Regions from separate parts of the Homo sapiens genome. Here regions 1 and 3 are each linked to region 2. Evidence: chromatin loops called from intact Hi-C (ENCODE). Cell type or tissue: natural killer cell. All regions are shown on one strand.

Region 1 (2,500 bases), 430 kb before region 2:
TAAAGATGGATAATACCTAGGTTATGAAAACCATATAAACCTGGATTAATCAATTTTTCTTATGTGGTTTTATCAGGCTGTTACAAATCAATTTTAAAAAGACAGGAAAGCAGCTAAATTTGTTGTTAATTCTCTGAAGTTGTTGGATAGAAGTAAAAATTCAACCTCAACCCCATATTAAATTCAAGCATTTGGAATCTTAATTCTAAAATTTAGAACTATAAAAAGAAGAACATTCTAAAAAAATGTGTGTGCGACCTGTTTTTTGCTTTGTTTTCTACCTAACTTAATTCTGCCACCCAGCTGAATATTTCAGGTTTCCTTGGTGGAACGCAGGCTGAGTGCTGAAGGGCTCTAGTCACCTGAGAATGGCATCTGCCTGCCCGTCACCATGCCAACACCCCTGGCTACAAAAAAGGGATTTCCCCTTTTTCCAGTCTTCCCTCCCATGTGGGACAGGTGCATGCACCCCTACTCCAGGAAGGGCACCATTCCTAATTACAATTGCTTCCTTCCCTCCACTTTTGTGTGAGAGAAGAAAGCTTGAGATGCAATCCTTTGTCTTTTCAAACATGATTCTTTTGGTTTTGTTTTGTTTTCTCGCTATTCTTACTGACGTCTTTGTGTGGTGCAGCGGCTGGGATCCCACTGCATCTACATGGCAACCAGGAAATCAGTCATTCAGAGTTTCCATGGTAACCAGAGGGGGGGAGGGGTGGAAAAATCCATTTTATCACGGTATGCTGTGTCCCTTCCTGGAAGCCTACAGAATTTTTAGACAGAGGTCATTATGAAATCAACAACAACAACAAACGCCCGTTGGCATCAAGACAGGCCTGTGAACTGGCATCCCCAGGCAGGCTGCAGACTGGGAGGGTGGGAGTGAGCATGCAGCTGACCCCACCATGAGGCACAGGGCGTCGCCTTCTCCCCTCAGCACAGAGGAGAGGTGACGAATGCCACTTGGTCTCTGCAGCGTCTGTAGAGGGAAGTCTGTAAGCGGGAGTGTCAACCCCAATTGGCAGATTCTCTGACACTTCAAGTCTGCAAAGGAAAAGCAGGTAACCGACGTTGTGTAAGAAGTGAGCCTCTTGGTTTGGGTGGGGGCACAGCTCTACTTTTATGGTAAGAGTAGCCCTGACTACGGAAGTGGGCTGAAGGGTGCTGTCCCAAGAAAAGCGGAAGTATCTGTTGAGTCTTGTTTCCTGTCACATCCTGGAGCTGAAGGTAGTCACATTTCAAATTTAAAAAAAAGAAAGTCATGTGAAGTTAACCAGTGAGATTATCTTTTACAGGCAGGATAATTAGAATCCTCAGTGGTGTAGAATCTTCCACCTACAGGCGGGTTGAGTTTTATCACAGACGAGAGGGGCCATGGACCCTCAGAAGGCCTTAGCTCCTGGATTTATTTAGTCTGACCTTTGGAGAGTCAAATTACCAAGAGGTGATCGCACTTCCAACTAAAATTGAGAATGTGCTCCTTGATTTTAAAAAGTCTTCTAATGGCGATATTCTAATAGGCCAGGACATAGGGATGTTACTCTATGAATACAGGTCCTTTTTCTTTTTTTTTTTTTTTTTTTTTTTTTTTGTAAAATGAAAAATTACCTCTCATCTTCCTTTTTAACAGTGGAAGATTAGGCTTTTCCTTTTTCCTCTTTGGAAATTGAGATGAACAAATTCTTGATTTCCTTCCCTCTTCACTCCACACTGCCCCCTCCACTCTCTTGAGTCCATCCTAGTAAATAGCTCCACCAGTCACCATTCACTTTGGAGTCTTCCTCACCCTTACTCTCCTTCCCTCACATCCAAGTCAGCAGCAAATTCTTATAGCCCTAGTTTCAAAATAGAGCCTGAATCCAATCTCTCCCCCTTGCCTTTACTATTTGTCATCCTAAGCCAAGCCAACATCATCTTTCTAAATTCCAAAAGGCCCTCCTCATTGTTCTAGTTTCTATTTTGGCTAGCGTCATTCTGGTCTCACAATGCAAGTCAGATCATGTCATGCCCTTGTTCAGACCATTTCCCACCCCGTGGCTGTACATCACACTCAGAATACAACCGTGACCAACAAAACTCTATGAAGTATAGCCCCCGACTACTGCCCCATCCTTATACCCTATGTGTGCATTCTGCTCTATCCATGCTGACCCCTCCTTGATGCTTCTGAACACACCCAACTTCTGCAGTCTCAGGGGAGAGTACTGTGCACTTGTTGAAATATTCTTCCCTAGATGTTAGGAGGCCTCCTCTCACTTCCTTCAGGTCTCTGTCTAAATGTCTTCTCCTGCAGGAGGATGTTTGTATCAGCCTGGGTATATTAGGAAATAGAAGGCACACCATTTTTAGGAGAATGAAGGGAGTATTTACAGAGGTATGTGTGGGGATCAGGAAACCAACAGCAAGATCTGATGCCACACCTAGGCTCGAATGGGCTAGTGTTGGAGGAATGCAGAGATTTGCAGTCCTGGACACCTGTGGGGCTGCCCAGAAGAAGTTG
Region 2 (2,500 bases):
ACCCAGATGGCTTTTATGTGGATTAAATCATCAGTATTTCTCATATTAGAAAATAAAACTAAGAAATTCTAAACATATGATTGCAAAACAAGATAAAATGTACCTCTTGTGTTTTCCATATGTACAAGGAAAATGTGGGGATTTCACAATGATTTGATGACAATAAGGTTACAGAGATTATAGCAAGTAAAGTGGAAAAATCCTGTTAAGAGCACAAAAGTACTGAAAACAGTCTCTGAAAATTCACGTGTGTACCCTCAACCTGCCACCTTAAAAGGTCTAGAAAACACAAGGATAAACAACCACATATTCTATTCTTTGTGAAAGTGATGTCATCATTTGTTATCTAGCCTCCATAAAATTCACTGTACACTTGTGAGAGAATGAAGGGGAAAAAGGCAAATCACATGTTTGTAATGACAGTAGTTTTGACCTACTGGACACATTGAATAGGTATTGGAGATTTTACACTCTTCTAAGTAATGGACCTAGCAATTGTATCTTTATCTGAAGGGGGAGACATGGGTGACAATAAGCTATATGGTTAAGTTGACTTAAAAAGAAAACATTTTACATGAGTTTTTTTTCTATTTGCCCCTTTCTCCTCAAAGTGGAGTGTGGCAAAATATAGTTCCAACTATTTGAGAATGCTTGATTAGTTGGGATCTAGACAACTGAATGATACTAGCATAATTAAAACAAATTATTTTATTTTCTAGGCAGCATTTATCCATGTCAAATCCATTAGGTTGACATTCAAGTCACTGGATTTGTATTAGAAATGTATTGTTCATTGGGGCTGGTGGCTCACACTTGTAATCGTAGCATTTTGGGAGGCCAAATCAGGAGGACTGTTTGAGCCCAGGTGTTTGAGACCAGCCTGGGCAACACAGTGAGACCCTGCCTCTACAAAAAAAATAAAAATAACTAGCCAGGCGTGGTGACACATGCCTGTAGTCCCAGCTACTTGGCTGAGGTGGGAGGATTGCTTGGGCCCAGAAGGTCAAGGCTGCATTGAGCCTTGATTGTGCCACTGCACCCCAGCCTGGGTGACAGAGTGAGACTCTGTCTTAAAAAAAAAAAAAAAATACATGGGCATTTTTAAAAGTGCTCAATATCCAGAAAGAATTGGTGTGAGAAGAACGCCCTCTGATGGAGTTGGGAGTCATTGAAATAATGTTGTTGCCACCTCCTGGACATCCCTGCCAGGCAGCCCTCTCTGGCTTCTGATGCCCTCTTCTATCCAGTCCACGCACTGTAACACAACAGACCTTGCCCTCTGCTCTATCCCTTTAAATCTACCTCAGACCCTTTCCCTGGGCCCATCACTTGCCTGTTGTCCCTTACGGGCCTCCAACAGCCTCCTTTGAAAGGAGCATCGCACCTATTCTTTCTGCTCCTCAAAATGGCATACACAGGAGAGCTCTCTCATCTCTGATTTCATGGATTCTGACAAGTGATTAAATAGCTTGTACTTATCTTTACCTGGCTTACAGACCCTCTCTCTCGTAACGCCTAGTATATACACGCACACCCTCTCTCATCCATCCCTGCTCCCCCACCAACCTCCAGGACATTGTGGTTTTCTAAGGTAAAAATGATTTGGGTGAAAATATGTTTTTTTGTTTGTTTTTTGAGACAGTGTTTCACTCTTGTCACCCAGGCTGGAGTACAATGGCACAATCTAGGCGCACTACAACCTCGGCCTCCCAGGTTCAAGCAATTCTCCTGCCTCAGCCTCCCGAGTAGCTGGGATTACAGGCGCCCACCACCATGCCCGGCTGATTTTTGTATTTTTAGTAGAGACGGTGTTTCACCATGTTGGCCAGGCTGGTCTCGAACTCCTGACCTCAAATGATCCACCCACCTCAGCCTCCCAGAGTGCTGGGATTACAGGCGTGAGCCACCGTGCCCGGCCTGAAAATATGTTATATGCCTTAGAGAATGCCTCTGAAGCTCATGCCATATTCTCTACACTTGCACTTTCTTCCGATTGTATCAAACTGGAAATTTGAAAATTCAATCTAGTTAAGTGTTCAGCATTAAAGTGAATTTTAAAAATCATACTCCAACAAACTTTTCATCAAGATTAATCAAATACAATATTTATGTTATGGAGAAGTTGTTAAGATTCCCTCCGCCCCCGCCCGACTTCAGATGGGCGAGGGCATCCAGATTAAACAGCTGAGTCCAGTGTAAGGTGTCTTCCTAAATGCACTAGATTGGAGTGGCTGAGCCTGCTGAAATGCTCTACAGAGAAGAAAGTAGAACAGTAAGGAAATGATTATGGGAAAAATGCATCTTCTCCAGGAGATGCTCTCTGATTGCCTCGAATGGGTCCAGTCTCTTATCCATATCCCTTCTTACTAATGTTGAGTTTGCACGCTTCCTGTTCCATTAGAGTCCATTTATCCTAAAATGTATTTAGAATTGTAGGCATAGAGAATGTAATGGAAAAAAGAAAAAAGTGGCCAGCCTTAGGCAGAGTGGAAAGCAATGG
Region 3 (2,500 bases), 130 kb before region 2:
TAGCTTTATTTCTGGACTCTCTGATTTCTTTGAACAGTATTTTGTAATTCTCATTGTAGAGATCTTTCACCTCCCTGATTAGCTGTATTCCTAGATATTTTATTCTTTTTGTGGTTATTGTGAATGGGATTGTGTTCCTGATTTGGCTGTCAGCTTGGATGTTGTTAGTGTGTAGAAATGCTTTTCCTGTAAATTTAAGTTCCTTGTAGACTCTGGATATTAGACGTTTGTCAGATGGATAAATTGCAAAGATTTTCTCCCATTTTGTAGGCTGATGATAGTTTCTTTTGCTGTGTAGAAGCTCTTTTGTTTAATTAGATTCCATTTGTCAATTTTTGCTTTTGTTGTGATTGCTTTTGGCATTTTCATCATGAAATCTTTGGCCATGCCTATGTCCTGAATGGGATTGCCTAGATTTTCTTCTAGGGTTTTTATAGTTTGGGGTTTTATATTTGAGGCTTGAATCCATTTTGAGTTAATTTTTGTGTAAGGTATAATGAAGGGGTTCAATTTCAATTTTCTGCATGTGGCTAGCCAGTTCTCCCAGCACCATTTATTAAATAGGGAATCCTTCCCTCATTACTTGTTTTTGTCAGGTTTGTCAAAGATCAGATGGTTGTAGGTGGGTAGTCTTATTTCTGAGTTCTCTATTCAGTTCCATTGGTCTATGCATGTGCATTTATACCAGTACCATGCTGTTTGGTTACTGCAGCCTTGTAATATAGTTTGAAGTCAGGTAGCATGATGCCTCCAGCTGTGTTATTTTTGCTTAGGATTGTCTTGGCTATTCGAGCTCTTTTTTGGTTTCACATGAGTTTTAAAAGAGTTTTTTGTAATTCTGTGAAGAATGTTAATGGGAATAGCATTGAATCTATAAATTACTTTGTCTGGTATGGCCACTTTAACAATATTAATTCTTCCTATCCATGATCATGGAATGTTTTTCCATTTGTATAAGGTGTAAGGAAGGGGTCCAGTTTCAATTTTCTGCATATGACTAGCCAGTTCTCTCTGATTTGTGTCCTGTTTGATTTCTTTGAGCAGTAATTTACAGTTCTTCTTGAAGAAGTCCTTCACTTCCCTTGTTAGCTGTATTCCTAGGTAACTTATCCTTTTTTTTTTTTGCAATTGTGAATGGGAGTTCATTCACTATTTGGCTCTCTGCTTGCCTGTAGATGGCGTATAGAAATGCTAGCAATTTTTGCACATTGATTTTGTATCCTGACGCTTTGCTGAAGTTGTTTATCAGCTTAAGAAGCTTTTGGGCTGAGATGATGGGGATTTTCTAGGTATAGGATCATGTTATCTGTGAACAGGGATAGTTTGACTTCCTCTCTTCCAATTTGAATACACTTTATTTTTTCTCCTGCCTGATTACCCTGGCCAGAACTCCCAATACTATGTTGAATAGGAGTGGTGAGAGAGGGCATCCTTTTCTTGTGCCAGTTTTCAAGAAGAATGCTTCTAGCTTTTGCCCATTCAGTATGATATTGGCTGTGGCTTTGTCATAAATGACTGTTATTATTTTGAGGTATATTCCTTCAATACCTAGTTTATTGAGCATTTTTAACAAGAAGGGATGTTGAATTTTGTCGGAGGCCTTTTCTGCATCTATTGAGATAATCATGTGGTTTTTGTCTTTAGCTCTGTTTATGTGATGAATCACATTTATTGATTTGCGTACATTGACCAAGCTTGCATCCTGGGGATGAAGCCAACTCGATTGCGGTGGATAAGCTTTTTAATGTACTGCTGGATTTGGGTTGCCAGTATTTTATTGAGGATTTTGGCATTGACATTCATCAGGGATATTGACCTGAAGTTTTCTTTTTTTGTTGTGTCTCTTCCAGGACATGAACAGACACCTCTCGAAAGAAGACGTACATGTGGTCAACAAACATATGATAAAAAGCTCAACATCACTGATCATTAGAGAAATGCAAATCAAAACCACAATGAGATAGCATCTCATGCCAGTCAGAATGGTGATTATTTAAAAGTCAAGAAACCACAGATGCTGGCAAGGTTGTGGAGAAAAAGGAACACTTTTACACTGTTGATGAGAGTGTAAACTAGTTCAACCATTGTGGAAGACAGTGTAGTGATTCCTCAAAGGCCTAGAGGCAGAAGTACCATTTGACCCAACAGTCCCATTACTGGGTATATACTCAAAGGAATATAAATCATTCTATTATAAAGATTCATGCATGCATTATGTTCAGTGCAGCACTAGACACAATAGCAAAGACACGGAATCAACCCAAATGCCCATCAATGATAGACTGAATAAAGACAATGTGGTATATATACACCATGGAATACTATACAGCCATAAAAGGAAAGAGATCATGTCCTTTGCAGGGACATGGATGGAGCTGGAAGCCATTATGCTCAGCAAACTAACACAGGAACAGAAAACCACACAACATAATGTTCTCACTTATAAGTGGGAGCTGAATGATGAGAACACATGGACACATGGAGGGAAACAACACACACT

The links. Hi-C counts contacts between places; a loop is a spot of excess contacts. Peaks named below come from ENCODE experiments on the same cell type or tissue, not always from the same donor. Only the 100,000 strongest peaks of a DNase experiment are listed, where the experiment ranks them.
Region 1: it touches region 2 in a loop (3-fold over the local background); 2 of 110 quality-filtered maps call a loop at or near these places.
Region 3: a loop joins it to region 2, with 8 times the contacts of the local background. A loop is called at or near these places in 15 of 110 quality-filtered maps.

What each region holds. Positions count from the first base shown.
Region 1 is chr14:51,846,318-51,848,817 of GRCh38, forward strand. It overlaps a transcript of GNG2 not described here. Among named protein-coding and RNA genes, the nearest start is that of GNG2, 13 kb to the right of the region's middle. RefSeq lists enhancers at 794-893, 1,224-1,283, 1,845-1,994. In natural killer cell, no CTCF peak of the experiment used is centred here; DNase peaks (open chromatin) are centred at 404, 674, 1,064 and 2,014; H3K4me3 peaks cover 1,128 bases; H3K27ac peaks cover 2,500 bases.
Region 2 is chr14:52,271,395-52,273,894 of GRCh38, forward strand. All of the region lies in intron 1 of PTGDR (prostaglandin D2 receptor), which reads left to right. Among named protein-coding and RNA genes, the nearest start is that of PTGDR, 4.9 kb to the left of the region's middle. In natural killer cell, CTCF peaks have their summits at 1,168 (motif pointing left) and 1,370; a DNase peak (open chromatin) is centred at 1,167; H3K4me3 peaks cover 1,109 bases; H3K27ac peaks cover 1,326 bases.
Region 3 is chr14:52,145,539-52,148,038 of GRCh38, forward strand. No RefSeq gene overlaps it. Among named protein-coding and RNA genes, the nearest start is that of LINC02319, 21 kb to the left of the region's middle. In natural killer cell, no CTCF peak of the experiment used is centred here; no DNase peak of the experiment used is centred here.